Regions from separate parts of the Homo sapiens genome. Here region 1 is linked to region 2. The links are chromatin loops, found by intact Hi-C in ENCODE. Cell type or tissue: chondrocyte. All regions are shown on one strand. Each heading gives the region's core, and the rest is flanking DNA. Links, peaks and the distances in the headings are about the cores only. Region 1 has its middle 10 kb from the start of LINC01849. Region 2 overlaps NPAS2 (neuronal PAS domain protein 2).

Region 1 (14,812 bases), core at 4,362-12,361, 390 kb before region 2:
GTGGAGAGATGGTAATAGGGGTTCGTCAAAACTCATAGAACTTCATGGCACAAAGAGTGAATCTTAATATATGCAAATTTCAAAAAATCTTTAGAGGGTTTGGGGAATGCCTGGATGAAATGCAGAATGGGGCAAGACAATCTAACTGCATTACAAATGTATGAAACAGCCTCACAGAAGGGGGCTGGGGGAAATGTGCTAACCTAAGCAGCACTGGAAATGAGTCCATGAGGGGAAGGGCAAAAGAAGCTGTACACAAGCCCTGTCTCTAGTTGATAAAGTCATTTATCACATGGGTGTGAATTAACAGTTGTAACACTGCTATACATATAAAGAGAATCGAACAGTTAAATACATAGATGGCAGATGGTGGGAGCCAGGTTTCTCACTGTTATCATGAGAGGTTACAGATAAGTGGGGGGCAAAGGTGAGTGTAAGTGAGAATAATCCATGTGGTAATAGATTAGAGTTGGAGTCATCACTATGAACTCCTGTTTAGGTTTTGTCTTTTTTTTGAGACAGAGTCTCGCTCTGTCGCCTAGGCTGGAGTGCAGCGGAGTGATCTCAACTCACTGCAACCTCCACCTCCTGGTTCAAGCGATTCTCCTGCCCCAGCCTCCCGAGTAGCTGGGATTACAGGTGCCCACCACCACGCCCAGCTAATTTTTGTATTTTTAGTAGAGACAGGGTTTCACCGTGTTGGCCAGGCTGGTCTCGAACCCCTGATTTCAAGTGATCCACCTGCCTCTGCCTCTCAAAGTGCTGGGATTATGGGCATGAGCCACCGTGCCTGGCCACTCCTGTTTAGTTTAATATAGATACAGATGCTTATGAACAGAAATATTTAGGTAATGTATATGCATTGGGTAGTATACACACGCACATTTCCTTGCTCTGTCAGTTGAGGGAGGCTGAAAGAGGAATGACACCCCAGTAGCAAAGAACATACCTGCCACTTAGATCTTGATTTTTCTCCAAAAAAGGAACCAATGCTCTTTGAAGAAATGGCTGATTCTAAAACTGAAGCAGGAAATATACAGGATAAGCCTGGAGCATCTTGTAATTCCAGAACACAAAAAACTGCTGAACAAACAAACACAAAACCACAATGATGAGAGTACGTCAGAGGTCCAGGAGCCAACTGACAGATCTCCCAATAGCTAAAGCCGGAACAATTTGGGCAATATAATAAATATTGGATTATAACCCAAAATATAAAGTACATATCTATGAGTTCATACTGATAAAAAAATGATTGAATAAATAAGTTGCCAGGCGCGTGGCTCACACCTGTAATCCCAACACTTTGGGAGGCTAAGGCGGGAGGATCACCTGAGGTCAGGATTTCAAGACAAGCCTGGCCAATATGGTGAAACCCCATCTCTACTAAAAATACAAAAATTAGCCAGGCATGGTGGCAAGCACCTGTAATCCCAGCTACTCAGGAGACTGAGGCAGGAGAATTGCTTGAGCCCCGGAGGTGGAGGTTGCAGTGAGCCGGGATCACGCCTTTGCACTCCAGCCTGGGTGACAAGAGCGAAACTTCAGCTAAACAAACAAACAAACAAACAAAAAACACAAAGAAACCCATATATATGTATACACACACACACACACACACACACATATATATATATATGAATGGAAATAAATAAATAAATAAATAAGTGGAGGAGAAGAGACCATCGCCCAGGCAGCATTCCAAATAACGTAGAGATACTCTACTTAAGATATTCCACTCTTTAAGGGTGGGTTGTCCATAGCAACTTCCTTCCAAAGTGTACAATATGAAAAGGGAGGTGGGAAGAGTACCTTTTTTTTTTCTTTTTTTTGAGTTGGAGTCTTGCTGTGTTGCTCAGGCTGGAGTGCAGTGGCTCGATCTCGGCTCACTGCAACCTCTGCCTCCTGGGTTCAAGTGATTCTTCTGCTTCAGCCTCCCCAGTAGCTGGGATTACAGGTACCCAACAATAATTTTTTTATTTTTTTATTTTTAGTAGAGATGGGGTTTTGCCATGTTGGCCAGGCTGGTCTGGAACTCCTTACCTCAAATGATCCACCCATCTCAGCCTCCCAAATTTCTGGGATTACAGGCGTGAGCCACCGCGCCTGGCTGGGAAGAGTATCTTTATAGTGTAGAAACCTAACACTATCTCAGCTGGGTGATCAAGGTCAAAATCAACAGTGATGAGTCATACTGGTAGTACAGACCCTGGGTATGATGTAATGAAAATGACGCTTTACTTCTTTGGTCTTCCTCCAAAAAACCAAACCACAATTAAGACAAAAACATCTGACAAGTCCAAATTGAAGAACATTCTACAGAATAGCTGACTAGAAAAACTATCAACGTCATCAAAAACAAGGAAAATCTGAGAAACTTTTATAGCCAAGAGGTGCCTAAGAAGACCTGACTAGTAAATGGAATATGGTGTCCTGGATAAGGTCCTAGAACAGAAAAAGTGCATCAGTCAGAAACAACAGAACTCTGAAAGCAGATAGACTTTAGTTACTAATTATGTATCAATACTGATTCATTAATTGTAACAGGTGTACGATGCTCATGTAAGATGTTAAGAGGAGAGAAAACTGGTGCAGGATATATGAGCACTCACTGTACTAGCTTCTGAATTTTTCTGCAAATCTAAAACTATACTAAAAAAATTAAATTTATTTTAAAATATGGCAGTTCATGAATCACATCAAAATGGAAATTGTGCCAGGCACGGTGGCTCACCCCTGTAATCCCAGCACTTTGGGAGGCTGAGGTAGGCGGATCACTTGAGGTCAGGAGTTCAAGACCAGCCTGGCCAACATGGTGAAACCCTGTCTCTACTAAAAATACAAAAAATAGCCAGGTACGGCGGAATACACCTGTAATCCCAGCTACTTGGGAGATTGAGTTAGGATAATTGCTTGAATCCAGGCGGCGGAGGTTGCAATGAAGTGAGATCACACCTCTGCACTCCAGCCTGGCTGACAAAGAGAGACTCTGTCTCAAAAAAAAAAAAAAAAAAAGGAAATTGTAATCCTGTAAGAAAGGTGGTACTCAGTTCTTGATTGTCATGTGTCTATAGTAAAGTGCCAGAACTAAAGGGACACATAGGTGTTAGTTTGGGTCTGCCCAGATGCAGAGCCTGAGCGGGGACTTGGGTACAGTTTGTTCGAGAGGAGATCCAAAGATGCAGGCATGTGGTTGGGTGTGGTGGCTCACGCCTGTAACCCCAGCATTTTGAGAGGCTAAGGCAGGCGGATGACCTGAGGTCAGAAATTCTAGACGAGCCTGGCCAACATAGAGTGAAATTCCGTCTCTACTAAAAAGTACAAAAATTATCTGGGTGTGGTGGTGCACATCCGTAGTTTCAGCTACTTGGGAAGCTGAGGCAGGAGAATCCCTTGAACCCGGAAGGTGCAGGTTGCAGTGAGCCAAGTTTGTGCCACTGCACTCCAGCCTGAGTAACAGAGCAAGACTCCGTCTCTCAAAACAAAACAAAACAGAAAAAACAAAGATGAAGGCATGAGAGCTTTGAGAGACAGAGGCAGGGAAAGGGAAAAGCTGACAGAAGGGTGGGAATGTGAGGTCAGGGCTGGTGGCAGCGGAAACTCAATCCCTTTGAAACCTCTAAGAAGCATGTAGATGACCTCCCAGAGTTGTCCACCCACAGAGAGGATCTTGCTTTATCACCCAACCCTGGCCTCCACCACTTGAGGGTGCCCCAGGGGAGTGAACTGCCCTCCACTTCCGGGCTGTCCTTACGCAAAGGCTGAGCAACTGTCTGTGTGCCTTGGAGAAGGACTTCACAGATGACCCAGTGTGGATGCTGGTGGTGCAGCATGAGTCTGAACTTGCACAGAGTTTGGTTCTATTTTTTTTTTTTCCCAAGCCAAACTGTATGCAGCTTTATTAAAGATACTTTCCATAAACAATCATGGTATTTCAGGCAGGACATGGGCAGACAATCGTTAACAGTATACAACAACTTTCAAACTCTCTTCTTCAATGGACTACCAGAAATCAGAAAGCCACTATAAAACCCAATGAAGTCTTCATCTCATGCTCTGAATAGGGAAAGTTTGGAGTGAGGGTTGACATTTCACATTTAGCATGTTGTTTAACAACTTTTCACAAGCCGACCCTGACTTTCAGAAAGTGAAATGAAAATGGTAGAATTTATCTGAAGATCCACAATCTAGAAATGGAACCACTGCTCTTTTGACAGGTGCCATCTCAGTGGCATCACTGGAAAGTCCAGATTGCCTGACACACTGGTAACCAATGATTGAGGGTCAGGTCCCAGCAGATGTCTGGGTTTAAGGGAGTTAATTTTCTGCTGAAAGATGGAAAGGGAGAAGAGGACATAAAAACGAATTTGTTTTCCATACCACAAGGCTTTTGTGCCAAGGTGGTCATGTGTGTCAAAGTCAGGGAATCCCTCCTCCTGGGAGCCAAGAGGAAGTCTCTCAAAACTGGAAGGGAAAGGTGTTTTCCCCACATCGATCCAGCTTCGGAGACTTTCTATTAGTGACACATGCCCCGTCCTCCCAAAACAACAATGAAGTGTTCTGTGTTCTAACAACATAGCTTAAAAAAAAAAAGTAAAACAAAATTCTGCATTTTTATAAAACATGGTAAAAAATAGTATTTCAAACTGTACAGTCACCAGAAGTACATAGTTATCAAAAATGCACACACATGGGCTGGGCACGGTGGCTCACGCCTGTAATCCCAGCACTTTGGGAGGCCGAGGCGGGCGGATCACGAGGTCAGGAGATCGAGACCATCTTGGCTAACACGGTGAAACCCCGTCTCTACTAAAAATACAAAAAATTAGCCGGGCGCGGTGGCGGGTGCCTGTAGTTCCAGCTACTCAGGAGGCTGAGGCAGGAGAATGGTGTGAACCCGGGAGGCGGAGCTTGCAGTGAGCCGAGATTGCGCCACTGCACTCCAGCCTGGGCGACAGAGCGAGACTCCATCTCAAAAAAAAAAAAAAAAAAATGCACACACTTCACTTGGCCTCTCCAGCACCTTCAGCTTTCTGTGCCTGCTCTGTCTTGGCATCTCCACTTTCTGCAGGGTTATTCCCCTCCTTGGCAGCATCAGCTTTTCCCTTTTTCCCTTGGGTACCTTCTCTTTCTTCTTTGCAGAGGCCTTTTTAGGCTTGGGCTCTGGCTTTGGAGGAGCAGGTTTAGCAGACAACCTCGCAGATCTTCTCTGTGGTTCGTCCTTCACCTTGGGTTTGTCTCCTTTAGCATCCCCTTCAGCTTTTCTCTTGGGCATGGTGGTATCGGCAGCGACGGTGGCAGGACGTAGGCGCTGGGCGTGGGATGCAGCGGCCCGTGGGCTTGGTCGGTCGGGGGGGGTCGTTCTCGCCTCTTCTTCTTCACCCTGCTCCCTTGGTTCTATTTTATATGTTTAAAAGATCTTGCTTGGACAAAATGGAATGTAGATTTTTGTTACATATCCCTCTTGTGCATACATTTTTTAAAAGGTAAAATACAGGCATAAGAGAGATATTGCAGGCTCAGTTCCAGACTCAATATTGCAATAAAGCAAGTCACACAAAGTTTCAGTTTTCTCAGTATGTATGACAAATATGTTTACATTATATGATTACTGTAGACTATTAAGTGTGTGTAAAAAAAGTACATACCCTAATTAAAAAACGCGTTATTGATTAAAAAATGCTAACAAACATCTTGCCTTCAGCAAGTTGTAATATTTTTGCTGGTAGATGGTCTTGCCTCAATTTGTGTGTATGTGTGGTGTGGTGGGGGGGGGGCGGACAGAATCTTGCTCTGTCACCCAGGTTGTAGTTCAGTGGCACGATTTCAGCTCACTGCAACCTCAACTTCCCAGGCTCAAGCGATTCTCCCACCTTATCCTCCCAAGTAGCTGGGACTACAGGTGTGCACCACCATGACTGGCTATTTTTTTTTTTAATGTATTTTTTGTAGTCATGGGGTTTTGCCATTTTGGCCAGGCTGGTCTTGAACTCCTGGCCTCAGGCAATCTGACCACCTCGGCCTTTCAAAATGCTGGGATTACAGGCATGAGCCACTGCACCCAGCCCTTGCCTCACTGTTAATGGCTGCTGACTGATCAGGGTGGTGGTTGCTGAAAGTTGTGGTGGCTGGGGCAATTTCTTAAAACAGAGAACAGTGAAGTTTTCCTCATTGATTCCTTTCATGATAGATTTCTCTGTAGCATGAAAGGCTGTTTGATAGAATTTTATCCACAGTAGAACTTGTTCAAAATTGGAGTCAATCCTCTCAAACCCTGCTGCTGCTTATCAAGTACATTTATGGAATATTCAACAGTGGAATGTGTCATTTCAACAATGCTCACAGCATCTTCACCAGGAGTACATTCCATCTCTCAAGAAACCACTTTCTTGGCTCATCCATAAAAAGCAACTTCCTGTTTGTTAAAGTTTTATCACGAGATTGTAGCAATTCAGTCCCATCTTCAGGCTCCACTTCTAACTCTAGCTCTCTTACTGTTTCCACCACATCTGCAGTGACTTCCTCTTCTGAATTCTTGAACCCCCCCTCAAAGTCATCCAGGAGGATTGGTATCAACTTTTTTCAAACTCCTGTTGATGTTGGTGTTTTGACCTCCTCCCATCAATCACGAATGTCCTCATGGCATTTAGAATGATGAATCTGGCTAGGCATGGTGGCTCACGTCTGTAATCCCAGCACTTTGGGAGGCTGAGGCAGGCAGATCACTTGAGGTCAGGAGTTTGAGACCAGCTTGGCCAACATGGTGAAACCCCATCTCTACTAAAAATACAAAAACTAGCCGGGCATGGTGGTGTAAGCTTGTAATCCCAGCTACTCACAAGGCTGAGGCAGGAAAATTGGTTGAACCCTGGAGGTGGAGGTTGCAGTGAGCTGAGATCACACCACTGCACTCCAGCCTGGGTGACAAAGAGAGATTCTGTATCCATATATATATATATATATATATATATATACACACACACACACACACACACACACACACATATACACACACACACATATATATGTGTATATATATATATGTAGAATGACGAATCCTTTCCAGAAAGTTTTCAATTTACTTTGCCCAGACGCATCAGAGGAAACACTATCTATGGCAACTATAGCCTTATGAAATAAGTGTCTTAAATGATAAGACTTGAAACTCAGAATTGCTCCTTGACCCCTGTGCTGCAGAATGGATGTTGTGTTAGCAGGCATGAAACGGCATTCATCTCCTTGTGCATCTCCTTCAGAGCTCTTTGGTAACAAGTGCATTGTCAACAAGCAGTAATACTTAGAAAGGAATCTTTTTATCCTGAGCAATAGGCCTCCAAATATTTTGTAAACTATGCTGTAAACAGATATGCTATTATCTGGGCTTTGGTTTTCCATTTATAGAGCACAAGCAGAGTACATTTAACCTAATTCTTAAGGGCCCCAGGATTTCTGGAATGGTCAATGAGCATTGGTTTCAACTTAAAGTCAGTAGCTGCATTAGCTCCTAACAAGAGAATTTGTCTCCAAATAAAAGAGTATGTCCTTTGGAGTTCGAAGCAAGGCGTTGACCTCCCCTCTTTAGCTATGCAAGTCCTAGATAGTGTCTTCTTCCTACAGAAGGCTGTTTCATGTACACTGAAAATCTGTTGTGTAATGTGACCACCTTCATCAATGACCTTAGCTAGATCTTCTGGATAGCTCGCTGTAGCTTCCACATCAGCACTTGCTGCTTTACCTTGCACTTTTGTGTTATGGAGATGGCTTATTTATTTATTTATTCATTTATTTACTTAAGACAGAGTTTCACTCTGTGTCCCAGGCTGGAGTGCAGTGGTATGATCTCGGCTCACTGCAACCTCTGCTTCCTGGGTTCAAGTGATTCTCCTGCCTCAGCCTCCAGAGTAGCTGGGATTATAGGTGCCTGCCACCACACCCAGCTAATTTTGTATTATTAGTAGAGACGGGGTTTCTCCATGTTGGTCAGGCTGATCTCAAACTCCTGACCTCAAGTGATCCACTCACCTAGGCCTCCCAAAGTGCTGGGATTACAGGTGCGAGCCACCATGCCCAGCTGAGATGGCTTCTTTCCTTAAACTTCACGAACCAACTTCTGCTACCTTCAAACATTTCTTTTGCAGCTTTCTCACCTCTCAGACTTCAAAGAATTAAAGACAGTTACAGCCTTCCTGTGGATTAGGCTTTGATTTAAAGAAATGTTGTGGCTAGTTTGATTTTCTATCCAGACCACTAAAACTTTCTCCATATCAGCAATAAGACTATTTGCTTTCTTATCCATCATGTGTTCACTGGAGTAGCACTTTTAATTTCCTTCAATAACTTATCCTTTGCATTTACTAATTGGCTAACTGTTTGGTGCAAGAGGCCTAGCTTTGAGCCTATCTCATCTTTTGTCATGCCTTTCTCACAAAGCTTAATCATTTCTAAATTGTGATTTAAAGAGAGATGTCCAATGCTTCCTTTCACTTGAACACTTACAGGTCATTGTAGAGTTACCAATTAGCCTAATTTCAATATTGCTGTGTCTCAGGCAATAGGGAGGCTGAAGGAGAGGGAGAGAGATAGGGAAACAGCCCATCTGTGATGCAGCCAGAACACACAACATGTATCGAGTAAGTTTGTTTATCTTGTGTAGGTGTGGTTTGTGGCGCCCCAAACAATTGCAACAGTAACATCAAAGATCACTGATCAGATCATCCTAGCAGATATAATAATAATGAAAAAGTTGGTAATATTGCAAGAACTATCAAAATGTGACAGAGACATGAAGTGAGCACATGCTGTTGGAAAAATGGCACTGATAGGCTTGCCTGATGCAGGTTTGCTCCAACCCTTCAATTTGTAAAAAACAGTGTATGTAACGTGCAATAACATGAGGTCTTCCTGTAAGTTGGTAAAGGTATTCCTAAAAATGTCCTTCCATTCAGAGTCCAGCTCTAGTGTCTTTTCTGCTAGTTTTGATGCTGGTGCTTTCTTGATCCCACCAGAAGGTGGCATGCAGTGACAACTTTCTTTTTCTTTTTTTCTTTTTTCGAGACGGAGTCTCACTCTGTCGCCAGACTGGAGTGCTGTGGTGCAATCTCAGCTCACTGCAACCTCCGACTCCTGGTTCAAGCGATTCTCCTGCCTCAGCCTCCTGAGTAGCTGGGATTACAGGCATGCACTGCCATGCCTGGCTAATTTTTGTATTTTTAGTAGAGACAGAGTTTCACCATATTGGCCAGGATGGTCTCGATCTCCTGACCTCGTGATCCACCCGCCTTGGCCTCCCAAAGTGCTGGGATTACAGGCGTGAGCCACCGCGCCTGGCCTGTGACAACTTGATCACAGCTGCCACCTGCCACAGTAACCATAAGATGCACCCTGACCTCAGAGATATTAACAATGAGGGGAGGATGCTTAGAACCCATGAAATGTTGTAGTTTTATCCCACAATAGATGAAGGTGTGTTAGGTTATTTTAACCTGACCCTTCTAGCTTTTAATTTTGAAGGCAGATCTTTAACTCCCTGAATCTGTTTATTGACATTTAAAATACTGAATATACCAACTTCCTGAGAAGAAAAAGGCTGTTAATATCCCTGGAATATATATAAAATACAACTTTAAAAAAAAAATTAAAAACCAGTACTTTTCTTTGGTAAGTAACTCTCTCTGAGATGACAATCAGAAAAATTTAAAGAAACCTTGCAAAATACAGCTACATGTTTTACATGAAAATTATACTTAATAAAAAGTTGAATAATTAACAAATCAATCCTTTGTCTTTTAGCAAATGTTACAGAAAAGCATCACAAACTTGCAACTTTTTGTTCCATCTGAGATTTGAGATACCTAAATGAAACAATGTATTACGTGCCTGCACCCAGACACACCCACACACACACACACACACGCACACACACACACACACGCACACACACACACACAGAGTAACTGCAATAACTAGATCCATGTCGGGGTGGATCTATCATCCCCACATTATCTCTCTGGGCACCAAAGGCTTTCTGACTCTGATTTGGTTTCTCAATCTTATTGGGAACAAAAAAAGTGAGAAGTCCAGTACCCTTGGCAGTTATCTTTTCTTGTTTTTCTTTTTTTCTTTTTTTTTTTTTTTGAGATGGAGTCTCGCTCTGTCCCCCAGGCTGGAGTGCAGTGGTGCGATCTCGGCTCACTGCAAGCTCCGCCTTCCAGGTTCTTGCCATTCTCCTGCCTCAGCCTCCCGAGTAGCTGGGACTACAGGCGCCCCCCACCAAACCCGGCTAATTTTTTCTATTTTTGGTAGAGACAGGGTTTCACCCTGTTAGCCAGGATGGTCTCGATCTCCTGACCTCGTGATCCGCCAGCCTCGGCCTCCCAAAGTGCTGGGATTACAGGCGTGAGCCACCGCATTGGGCCGGCAGTTATCTTTCTTAAGTAGCAGTTCTATTTCTCAGTATAAATTAATGCTGCAGTTCCTAAACCATTTGCTGAAGTGCCTCTGAACCCAGTAGCAAGTTCGTGGGCACAGGATAAGTTCTCAAGGGAAGCGCTGCAATACTGAACATTTATTGAATACTTCAGGAACCACCAGCTCCCAACAGTTCGCAGTTCCAATATTAGCTTGCGCTACATTCCTTTGATCTTTCTGAAGTTGGGTTTTTAGCGGTTGCTGTGATAAAAGCAGGTAGAGCTCAAATCAATGTGGAGCAGGATATGAGGGAGAGGTATCTCCAATTTCAAGGTTGGAGGACTTATGCAGCATCCAACAGGTACTTACTCACATTAATAGGTAATTTTCCTTTCACTTTTCATATATATTTGGTCAAGCATCTAAAAGTTTAAGACATAAAACCTTAATAAATTGTTTGACAAAAATAAAAATAAAAATAAATTGTTTGGCGCTAACTGCTTAATAAAAGTCGTTACAGTCTCGCTGAGTGTATGCGGGGGATTGGTGCCAGGACCACCAGCAAATAACCAAATCCTCGTACTCAATCCTGCAGTCAGCCCTGCAGAACCTGCCTATACGAAAAGGTGTTTTTAGGCTGGGTGTGTTGGCTCACGCCTGTAATCCCAGCACTGTGGGGGGCCAAGGTGAGCAGATGACTCGAGGTCAAGAGTTCAAGATCAGCTTGGCCAACATAAGAAAATCCCATCTCTGCTAAAAATACAAATATTAGCCAGCCGTGGTGGTGCAGGCCTGTAGTCCCAGCTACTCAGGAGGCTGAGGCAGGAACATTGCTTGAAGACCCTGGGAGGTGGAGGTTGCAGTGAGCTGAGGTCATGTCACTGCACTCCAGCCTGGGCAACAGAACAAGACTCCATCTCAAAAATAAATAAATAAATAAATAAATAAATAAATAAATAAATAAATAAAAGGTTTTGTTTTGTTTTGTTTTTTGTCTTTTTGAGACAGAGTCTCGCTCTGTTGCCCAGGATGGAGTGCAGTGGTGTAATCTCGGCTCACTGCAACCTCCCTCTCCTGGGTTCAAGCAGGTTTCCTGCCTCAGCGTTGCAGGTAGCTGGGATTACAGGTGTGCACCACCACACTCGGCTATTTTTTGTATTTTTAATAGAAATGGGATTTCGCCATGTTGGCCAAGCTGGTCTCAAACTCCTGACCTCTGGTAATCCACCCATCTTAGCCTCCCAAAGTGCTGAGATTACAAGCATGAGTCAATGCACCTGGCCCTAAAAGGTCTTATAGGCAGGTTTAACATCCGGAGAATACTGTCTTTTCTTTTCTTTTCTTTTCTTTTCTTTTCTTTTTTGAGACAGAGTCTTGCTCTGTAGCCTAGGCTGGAGTGCAGTGGCGCAATCTTGGCTCACCGCAAGCTCTGTCTCCCGGGTTCACGCCATTCTCCTGCCTCAGCCTCCCAAGTAGCTGGGATTGCAGGCACCCGCCACCACGCCCAGCTAATTTTTTGTATTTTTTAGTAGAGATGGGGTTTCACCGTGTTAGCCAGGGTGGTCTTGATCTCCTGACCTCGTGATCTGCCCGCCTTGGCCTCCCAAAGTGTTGGAATTACAGGCGTGAGCCACCGCGCCCGGCCTAAATATTGTATTTTCAATTGGCATTTGGTTGAAGAAAAGTCACATGTAAGTGGATCCAGGCAGTTCAAATCCCTGTTGTTCAAGGGTCAACTGTATTTCTTTTGACTTAGGCGCACAATGAAAAAAATACTGAGCCATGAACCAATGGAAGTTTAGGAACCTCTGAATTAAAAATTTGGTATTCTGATTTATAATTAAATCTGAACCTATGTTAATTGCTACAGTTCTCGAGACTCAATTACCTCTGAATTAACAAAGGAGCTTGTTGAATATGTCAGGCTGAGGACTAGACCCTGAAACCCAGGGTGACTCCAAATTGCCCCGAAAGGACCCACCTTCCTGGAGCAGATGGCTTCATCTTTGTTTTTATCATCACCTACAGCAGAGCTTGGCAGCCTCTCATGGTGCCAAACGAGTGTGTTTAATCTTCCTATGCCTCCATTTTCTCATCTGTGAAAAGGATCCAACTCCTATGATTGTGCGGGGATTTAATGAGCTAAGATTTCTCAGTACTTAGCTGAGGTTTTGTTTACTTAGAAGAGTTTCATTGTTGTTGCTCTTGCAATAATAGTGACCATCGTCATCATCACTGTCGTCAGCAGCAGCGTCTTAGTATTTGAAAGCATTGAAGCTTTGACATCATGAAAGATTTGCTAATTTGGGATTAATTGTTTGGTCTAGTACTTGCAGTTACAAACAGGGCCTTACGTGACTCATAACTCTTAAGGTAGGTTTTTAGTACAATTTGGGGAGACTCTTAAATGACATCTTTTAATGCTTTTATTTAGAGAATTTCATATAGTTTTCCTCCCTTTTATGTTTCCACCATTACACCATCCTCCTTGTATAATCTATTTTTTCTAATCGTACTCTCGCATTTTTCTTAGGATGTTAAAAAACACCCATCTCTGCCTCTAGATCAACCTTTACCTTTTTGGTTTCTTAGCCAGAGGTGGGTCTTGCAGTATAAAGCAGAGGAGGGCTTTGTGTTGTCACAGTGGGACTTTTATCACTTTCCAAGACAACTCTCCTCCACCTGCATTACATTCTGGGTCCTTTGACTTTTTAAAATCTACAACCTCTACTTGCATCACACTCAACTGGGTTATCTCAGAGTATTCATAAGCTCGTGTAATGGACCCACCCTCTAAGTTACAGGCAGAGCATCAGCATGGAAAGAGGCGGTTGGAGCCATGTTAGCCCACGTGCTGAGCTCTGTTGCATCTGGGTTATTCTTTCTATCCTCGGGGATTCCAAGAGGTGAATTATTTTAGAATAATGTCCAGCCCATAGAGGCATGTGACCACATTCAAAGAGAGTGGATGAAGGTCACTGGAGTTCAAGGTACATTTTCCACTTTTGGTGGTGTTAGAATGAGTACGAGAAAAATAGAACCAGAGAGGCACAGGCCGTGAAGCCGAATGGAAGTCTCTGAACTTGAGGACTCCCTCCCACGCTCCTTGCTTCCCCTTCCCTAACTTGCCTCAGCAGATCCAGTGGCTTATATTCCACCGAACATAATCTGGACAGTGAGAAGTTTTGGGAGAATTAACTTTGTGTTAGTGGATATGTTTTTATGCTTCAATCGGCAAACAATACATGGGGAGGGAATCTCTTCAAAATGAATTCTGAGTCATACAGGATGGGCTTGAGATGATTTGTAAAGCTGTGGCTTCTATCAAATGGATGCAGTTTCCTCCCAGAACTTTCCCAGTGTTCTCCTGTATTTGTAACTTCTCATAGTTCTTACCCTAAAACTGGTAAGCACGTAATTTAAAGAAAGAAAGGGGCAAGGAAGGAAGGGAGGGATGGAAGGAAGGAAGGAAGAATTGGTGATGTTTGAAAGCCCTCTCTTGGCAATTATGTTTAAATTAATGTTTGTATCTTTTGTTCTGCAAGTAGAACAGTAGGTGGGTAAGAAGCGACATCATTTCTTTTTTTTTTTTTTTGAGACGGAGTCTTGCTCTGTTGCCCAGGCTGGAGTGCAGTGGCGCAATCTCGGCTCACTGCAAGCTCCGCCTGCTGGGTTCACGCCATTCTCCTGCCTCAGCCTCCTGAGTAGCTGGGACTACAGGCGCCCGCCACCAGGCCAGCTAATTTTTTGTATTTTTACTAGAGACGGGGTTTCACTGTGTTAGCCAGGATGGTCTCGATCTCCTGACCTCGTGATCCGCCCGTCTCGGCCTTCCAAAGTGCTGGGATTACAGGCATGAGCCACCGCGCCTGGCCAAAGCGACACCATTTTTATTCACTTTTATTTGTTTAAAAAAGATCAACTGGGCCTGGCATAATGGCTCATACCTGTAATCCCAGCACTTTGTGAGGCTGAGGCAGACAGATTTCTTAAGCTCAAGAGTTTGAGACCAACCTGGGCAACATGGTGAAACCCTGTCTCTACAAAAAAATACTAAAATTAGCCAGCATGGTGGTACATGCCTATAGTCCCTGCTACTCAGGAGGCTGAGGTGGGAAGATCACCTGAGCCTGGGGAGGTTGAGGCTGCAGTGAGCTGTGATCCCTCCACTGCACTTCAGCCTGGGCAATAGAGTGAAAGCCCATCTCAAAAACAAATAAATAAATAAATAAATAAATAAATAAATAAATAAAAATAAAAATAAAGATCAACCAGGCCAGGTGCGGTGGCTCACACCCGTAATCCCAGAACTTTGGGAGGCCGAGGCAGGTGGATCACGAGGTTGGGAGATCGAGATCATCCTGGCTAACATGGTGAAACCCCGTCTCTACCAAAAATACAAAAC
Region 2 (8,000 bases), core at 1-8,000:
TCTTGGGGTGGCATGGGCTCGTCGTGAAGCACAACACACGTACCTCTACTTGCCTGGGGCAGCAGCTGGCACCTGAGGGTCTCTGCACATGTCAGCACCTGCTATTCTTACTCTTACTGGTTCTTTTTATTATTATTTTGCTGCTTCAAAAGCTATGCTTTCAGTTATTTCATCCTGTTTCTCAACTCTCCTGCTCTCCTTGCCTCCCTGTGTCTGGGAGGTCAAAGGGCAGAGGAAAAGAGAGAGGCCCTGGGGGCATTTGCAAAAGACAGCGGGCAGGAAACAGACTAGGGAGATTGTTGGGCTAGAGATTGAGGGAGTGGAGGTTAAATCATGGTAAAAAGGGAGAAAGAGAAAAACAGAATGAATCTAGCAAACTCATTTGCCTCAAGATATGGGAGTCATAGCCCCGAAGAGCCCAGAGCAGGGGCTGCAGGCCCCTCCTGCCATCCCTCCCAAACAGTGTTTCCTGGAAGCGGAGGAGCCTGTGTTGAGGGAGACGGGACAGGAGGCAGAGACTACCTGCAAGTTTCCTAAGGCCAGCCTCCTTCCCCAGAAAGGATTAAGGGTCCAAAGGAAGGGGAGACCCAAAACAATCACCGTGTCTTTACCCCGAGGTCAGTCACACTGGAGAGGGGGCCCTCGGGGCAAAGACTGGGTGATTGTTTTGTTCGTTTTTTGCACAGATTTCCGAGACGTGCATAGTAGCAAGTAAGGCTGGAGAGGGGAGGGTGAGGGGGAATGAAAAGTTCTTGATGATCCCAGGCTGTTTTGGAGAGAGCCAGGATCAGATTTAGGATAACGACCGGACCCAAAAATGCCTGTGAAGCTGTCACGTACAAACTGCTATGCCCTAAATGAGGGGGAAAAGGGACTCTCTGATGTCCTGCTTTTGACATTCATCTCCAGAACCATTTGTTCATCTCTCTAAATTTGGAATATCAGTTTGTGAACATTGCTTACAAAATCCTGTCCCAATTCTGTGGCCCTCCCGGACTGCAGGGCAGTAAGTCAGGTCTGCAGATTCAGGTGGGCCTGCTGTCATAGCCAGCCTGAGAAAGACTGGTGCAGGGGCCCCCAGGATGCCCAGACCTCATCTGCAGCCCCTGTTCACTGCCCAGGACCCAGCCGTGGGCTCCTTAGGGATGCTGGGAAAGACGGCTAAGGGACGGAAATGAAGTGTACAGACCGAGCAGCAGCAAGATCTGCCTGCAAGGCTGAAATAACTCTTTCATCTGATTATGTTTTTCGGCTCCACCTTGAAGTTTTCGGCACAGTTCAGCATGTTCCAGACCATCAAAGACCAGCTAGAGCAGCGGACGCGGATCCTGCAGGCCAATATCCGGTGGCAACAGGAAGAGCTCCACAAGATCCAGGAGCAGCTCTGCCTGGTCCAGGACTCCAACGTCCAGGTGATCCCCTTCCCGGGCTGGCCTCTGTCCCTGCTGCTGTGTGGGAAGGGGTCCTGCCGCCATTTCCGGGCAGCCAGGACTTCCTCCCAAGCCCTGTGAACTGCCCTGCCAAGCCCCATTTGCTTATGAAAGCATATTGCAGTCTCTGCAAAGGACAAGGAACAAATCCCGGTCCCCATCCCTGCCTCCAGGCCACACCCCTGATGTCCTCTTCCCTCGCCCCTCACTCTGACAGGCACATCTGCTCACTGCCTCCACCTACGTTTGCACTTGTGCACTTGGCGTTGGATTGCCCTGCATGGATGCCTGCCTCGGTCCTGGGTAGTACCTCCCTGCACCTCTATAACTTTGCTTTCCTAGCTCCCAGCCCAGGCTGCCATCAGGAGGAGATGGAAGCAGCTCTGTTGTTTCTCATCCAACGCAGGCATCCAGGGAGATGTGGGAAATGATGATATCCATATCACAGCCTACTGGAGACTGCAGAGGGAGCTGGGTGGCTCCCCATTTGTGGTGTGCCAGCAGGGAAGCTCTGCAAAGCCTAGCAGCAGCAGCTCTCACTGTGACCCCCAGATATTAGAATTGTTTGGAGAGGTGTTGTTTTGTTTTGTTTTTTGTTTTGTTTTGGAGGAAAACCTTTACATATTGGATCTCTTTTAATAATATATAATGTTTTACTTACATTAGTCCAGGACTGTGTATCTTCAGAAGTGCCTGATTCTGACCCAGCCTTTGATTGTAAATGTAACTCTAGCTAACCTTGGCGTCTGCCCTGGGAGCACTAAGCATTTGGAGACCCTTAGAAGGGACAGAAAGAAGCAGAAATAACATCTCTGCTGGAGCACTGTCCCTGTTGCTTCCCCCATCACCATCTACGCAGACCCTCCCCTGGCCACACAGCTTCTGAAGTGCAGCCACACCTACCATAGGTGACAGGCGGGTTCTGTCGGGGCACAGCGCCGTGAGCCGGTGCACGCTGAGATTAATACACAGTGGTGCAGGTGTCTGGGGGCTTAGGGAGATGCTCATTTGGCCATCCTGCCTCGCTGAGGTCCCAGCAGCTCCGCCTGGCCCTCAGGGGCACTCCTGGTGGCTTTCTAGATGCTCACTGTCCCTCCCCTTCCTGCCCCTGCACAGGCCTCTCAGAGGTGGCTGCTCACCTTAAAGAGAAGAGCCCCGCCCTGGACAGGCCACCTCCCCACCTGCTCCCCTCAAGACACGGCGTGTGCGCCTTGAGCAGGCTTCACTCAGACAGCCTGGGCCATGCCAGAGCCCTGCTGCTCTCCCCACCTCCTCAGTGCACCCTTAAATTGACCAGAAAAAGGCTCGGCCTTCTCGTGAAAAGAAATGGAGTCACCGAGCTGCCATTCCACCTTTTACCAGAATAGGTAAAAAGTGGCTTTTGACTTACGCCTTCCCAGCTGGAATATTTTTCTCACTGATCCAGGGCCTGACTGGGAGCCCAATGCTTGCCTGACTCCAATTACTTTAATGGAATTTTTACACTAACAGGAAGGGGGAAATCGAGCCAGAAACTGCTAAAATTGAGGTAGGCGTATGAACATCCCCCTCAGTGCCTGGAGTTTTTCTACTTCCTGCCTTTTCTGAATTTTAAAATAACAGGCAGCAAGGTTATCGCTTTCACTCCTGTTATAACAAAGTATTTTTCCTCCTTGTGACCTATGCCTTTGGTTAACCCCAAAGTACCTATGCCACAGTGCACTGAGGGATGTTCTGAGCCGGCCGGCATGGGAATTGCACCCTCCGGTGCCTTCCTGCCCTGTGTTCATTCCTGAGGCCTTATCTTTGCAGTGGAATTTTCCAGAGATCATGGAAATCCACAGATAGTCGAGACAGAGGATATTTCCTCAAGGAGCCTGCCTTGTTTTTTTGTAAGACTTAAAGAAATATGTTCCAAAATGTGATATTTGTTTTTTTTAAACTAAACTGTGTGATTCAAGTGTGAAGAATAAGCAAGTAGAAATGACTCCAGCCCACCCCCAAAAGTAGAGGGATAGATAAAATAAGAATGACAAAACACTGATGATTGTTGAAGCCTAATGGTGATGCCAAGGTTTCATTATATTACTTGTCTATTTTGTATACTTCTAAAATGTCCTGTAATGACAAGTATTTGTAGAAATAAGCAGATAACACTAATGAAAAATCATCTGTGAGTGTAGGATTGGTTTGTTCTTGAAAATTAGAAGTTGTTGGTTTGTTTTCTCTGATAACTTTTCCCACTTGGAGAACTTTTTTTTTTTTTTATGTTTTCTATAAAGTTGACCTCAGAGCCCTTTTAAGTCACCATCTCCTTAAGCCACAAAATTCTACTTTATTGTTGATAAACAGAAGTACGGCTGTGCCCAGCAGCAAACCAGGAACCAGTCCCCCACCCAGTGGCCTTTATCCCAACCTCAGTGGACTTGTGATGCTTTACTTCATTGCTTCAAAACTTTCGTCGAGGCTATATGTGCCTGTGATGCTTACTATTTTTTTTTTTCAAAAAAACCTTGGGTTATGAGGAAGAAGTCCTGAAGGGCTGTTGGTGTTTGCACCTGGATGGGGTCATGAAAATGGGGCTACCTGGACAAGAGCTGTTGTGCTGAAAGGCCCATCGCCCCCTCCAAGGCTGCCTCTTGCTCTTTTTGAGAGCATGCGCGCCCTCTGCTGGCTGCTCAAAGGAATGCCTAGAAGGACACCTGTAGCAATGGCAAATGACGTGTTCCTCAACTGGTTCATCCATCCATCTATCCATCCTTCCTTCCATCCAGCCATCATCTATCCATCCTTCCATCCGTCCTTCCTTCCTTCCATCCAGCCATCATCTATCCATCCTTCCATCCAGCCATCATCTGTCCATCCTTCCATCCGTCCTTCCATCCAGCCGCCATCTGTCCATCCTTTCTTCTGGCCACCCTCCCTTCTATACATCCTTCTGCCCGTCCTTTCTTCCTTCCATCCATCCTTTAGTCCATCCATCCATCTGACAGACACCCTTTATTTACCAGGCACGTGGTTAAGCACTGTGAGGATACAGAAAGATAAACAGGGCAGGGTTTCTACTGTCAGAGGATATACATCGATGGGACAGAGTAGCACACCTTGCTGTTACAGTCTGTTACATAAATAACACCAGCAGACATAGTTTGCCCTTCTCTGAGTGAAAGCACCATTCATATGTTTATTCATTCATACATGCATTTATTCCATTCATTCATTTATCAAACAGTTTTTATATGCCCAAAGAGGCGAAGGAGGAAAAAGCTCCTTTTTTCATTTTGAATGTTATTATCTGACATTCATTCAGTACTTACTATGTCTCAGGTCATTTATATGCATTAACTTCATTTAGTCCTTAATAAGATATATGCTCTTAATGTCACTATTTTTTTTTAATGTCACTATTTTTTACTAATGAGGAAACTAAGGCTTTGAAAAGTTATTAAAATTGCCGAAGGCCATACTGCTAGTAAATGGTAGGGTGGGAATTTGAGCTAAGATAGGTCTGCTTTAAGGTAAATTATACTGCCTCTCATCAATAAAGGTTGGATTTATTCAAACTCTAATCAAAAGGTAAATTGTGTCCTACCAGAAAAACGCATGGTAATTGGGTTTGACTACTAGGTTTTTGCTGAAGTGATGAAGTATAGGTTGCCCTATGTGCTATAAATGAGTCTTATTTTAATAGGGAGCTGGGATTGCATGAAACATGAATCCTCAAAATGTGTAAAATGATGGATACCCAGAAAATTCTTCTTAATTTCTAAAGTGACAAGGAGTCCTCATTTCAAAACTGCAGGCTTCTCTGTGGTGGGTGGGGCATGAGAGGAGTTTGGGGAGGTCCCGTGGGATGGTAGAAAGATCAGAACCCAGCCCCAGCTCAGCCACCTGCCCATCTCGGGCCTCTGGTAAGTGGCTCGACCCCACCCATGAAACAGATGCTTGAGCGAACTGATCCGTAAGTCTCCCCAGCGCGCCTGCATGGTGGGATCCTCGCCTGCCTCTCCAAACCTGCGCTGACACTCAGCAGATGTCAGCCTGTCGGTCCTGTACTGCATATGAGGTGGGACTGCACTGAGTACAGGAATGGGGTGAAAAACGTCAGATGCTGGGAGCCAGAGAGCCTTCCCCCTAAAGAACTCCAGGCTAAGGGCCTGATGGACTGGAACAGTGTATGTTGAGAATCATGATAGACACAGTGCCATCTGATGTTTTTAATACCCAAGAGGTACTTTTGTTTAAAAAGCCAGTTTCAGGTCTGTCATTAAATTATTATTAAAATTACAAAAGTTGTCTTTCTTAAAACTTTAGAGTCAACTGACAGATTCCGTTTTATTTATGAATCTACTAATTTGGTCTAAAAAGAGCAATGCTCTAACTAGATTTTTATTTATGTTCAATTAGTTGATAGGTTGATTGTGAATAATCAACATTATCTACCAAAACTATTCATTTACACATTTAATTTATCTGAATCTTTCAAGCATTTTATGTACCTAACAAGGCAGACTTATAAAGCTAAGAAGTAAAATCTTTCTAAGCACCTAAACAACTGTTTTATTTATTTATTCATTTTTAAGACAGAGTCTCACCCTGTTGCCCAGGCTGGAGCGCAGTGGCACGATCTTGGCTCACTGCAACCTCCGCCTCCCAGGTTCAAGCAATTCCCCTGCCTCAGCCTCCCAAATAACTGGGATTACAGGCGTGCGCCACCATGCCCAGCTAATTTTTATATTTTTAGTAGAGACAGGGTTTCACCATATTGGTTAGGCTGGTCTCAAGCTCCTGGCCTCAAGCGATCTGCCCGCCTTGGCCTCCCAAAGTGCTGTAATACAGGCGTTAGACACAGCGCCCAGCGTAAACAACTGTTTTAAATCAAATACACCAAACTTATTTGAACTAAATCAGGATTCTCAAGAACACCTCAAATTCTCTTAAATCTTTCAAATTAAAACCACCAAGCTAATATCCCATGGCCTTTTAAATGTCTCTGAGACACCTTAGGTAACAAAACACAGAGATGATCATGATGATTACAAAACTTGAACATAATTTTAAAGTGCATGGACTTAATGTTATGTGATCATATCCATGTTATTGGCCTGCCTGGGTATGTGGTTCCTTAATTAATGACAGATCTGCCATCTCAGCTGAGAGCACTGGATTGAAAATTCTCAACAGTAATGTGGGTACAGACACGAGTCACTGGTCAGAGATTCAAGGGCAAACACAGAGCCTGGTCCTACTGCGAGGGCAATGTGGCCCATGCCACAGGTGAGCCATCCCTCTGCCCCTATATCATGAGGCAATATTATCATGACTGCATCATGCATTCCACTCACCAGGTATTTCTCCCTTCTAGGAAGAAGCTGGTAAGCCAACCTCGACTCTAAACAAGTACATCACATTATTTAGAGAACATCTGGGTCTAAACAGCTTTCACATTGTTAGGCCTCAGTCACTTGCCTGTAACCTTCATGAAGGCAGAGAGAGTGTCTCTCCAGCCCATGGCTCTGTGGCCAGTGCCTGACACTGAGCTTGGGGCATCACAGGTGCTCCATGTCCACCAGTGGAGTAAATGAACTATTTCTAGGCAGCTCAGAGCAAGAAAGTTCTTACTGGCACAGGGAATGCAAAGGAGGTGCACACTGGTGAGGTACCCATGACCCCAACTTCACAGGCATTTCTATTCTGCTCCCAGATGTTCCTGCAGCAGCCAGCTGTATCCCTGAGCTTCAGCAGCACCCAGCGACCTGAGGCTCAGCAGCAGCTACAGCAAAGGTCAGCTGCAGTGACTCAGCCCCAGCTCGGGGCGGGCCCCCAACTTCCAGGGCAGATCTCCTCTGCCCAGGTCACAAGCCAGCACCTGCTCAGAGAATCAAGTGTGATATCAACCCAGGTAAATGTGCTCCTTGCCAGCTTCACTCCTTGCCTCTAGAGCAGACACCCTCTTGCAGTTTGGGACATACTTGATTCCTGCAGCCTACGTGAACTGAGGCCTACTGCCCTGTTCCGTTATGGACTGAGGGTAGATTTGGGAGTGAGCCTTCTTTTCCTTCTTCTGTTAAAGTCACTTTGAAACCCCAAGTTGTATTGGCTTCCTTCTGTGTTTTATAAATGTCCACCTCAGTCCCTTGCTCTCGTGCTTAAAGATATCACTCGGCTGAAATGTTCACCTTTGATGCTGACTTAGGGTTGGAGGCAGATATGGCCATCCCAGAGACCCACTGGCAGCTGAATGTCCCAACACTCAACGTCCATGGTCCCCGCCATCTACTCTGGTTTTAACCATTACCCACATGAGCAGCCACTGCTGTTCACTGTCCCTTGCCCCAGGTGCCCCCTGCTCCTCCAGGCGCCCCCTGCTCCTCCAGGCCCCCACTGCTCCTCCAGGTCTCCCTGCTCCTCCAGGCCCCCATTGCTCCTCCAGGTCTCCCTGCTCCTCCAGGTCCCCCTGCTCCTCCAGGCCCCCACTGCTCCTCCAGGCCTCTCTGCTCCTCCAGGCGCCCCCTGCCCCTCCAGGCCCCCACTGTTCCTCCAGGTCCCCCTGCTCCTCCAGGCCTCCCTGTTCCTCCAGGCGCCCCCTGC

Evidence for each region. A loop is a pair of places that touch in the nucleus more often than their neighbours do. Peaks named below come from ENCODE experiments on the same cell type or tissue, not always from the same donor. Only the 100,000 strongest peaks of a DNase experiment are listed, where the experiment ranks them.
Region 1: it touches region 2 in a loop (5-fold over the local background); 61 of 110 quality-filtered maps call a loop at or near these places.

What each region holds. Positions count from the first base shown.
Region 1 is chr2:100,586,050-100,600,861 of GRCh38, forward strand. It overlaps the pseudogene HMGN2P22. Among named protein-coding and RNA genes, the nearest start is that of LINC01849, 10 kb to the right of the region's middle. In chondrocyte, for the core only: CTCF peaks have their summits at 9,003 (motif pointing right) and 9,209; no DNase peak of the experiment used is centred there.
Region 2 is chr2:100,980,966-100,988,965 of GRCh38, forward strand. NPAS2 (neuronal PAS domain protein 2) reads left to right here. Exons shown (of 21, transcript NM_002518.4): 16 at 1,266-1,412; 17 at 7,114-7,311. Among named protein-coding and RNA genes, the nearest start is that of NPAS2-AS1, 7.8 kb to the left of the region's middle. RefSeq lists enhancers at 1,980-2,481, 2,482-2,981 and silencers at 3,913-4,108, 3,993-4,132. In chondrocyte, for the core only: CTCF peaks have their summits at 4,068 (motif pointing left) and 4,295; no DNase peak of the experiment used is centred there.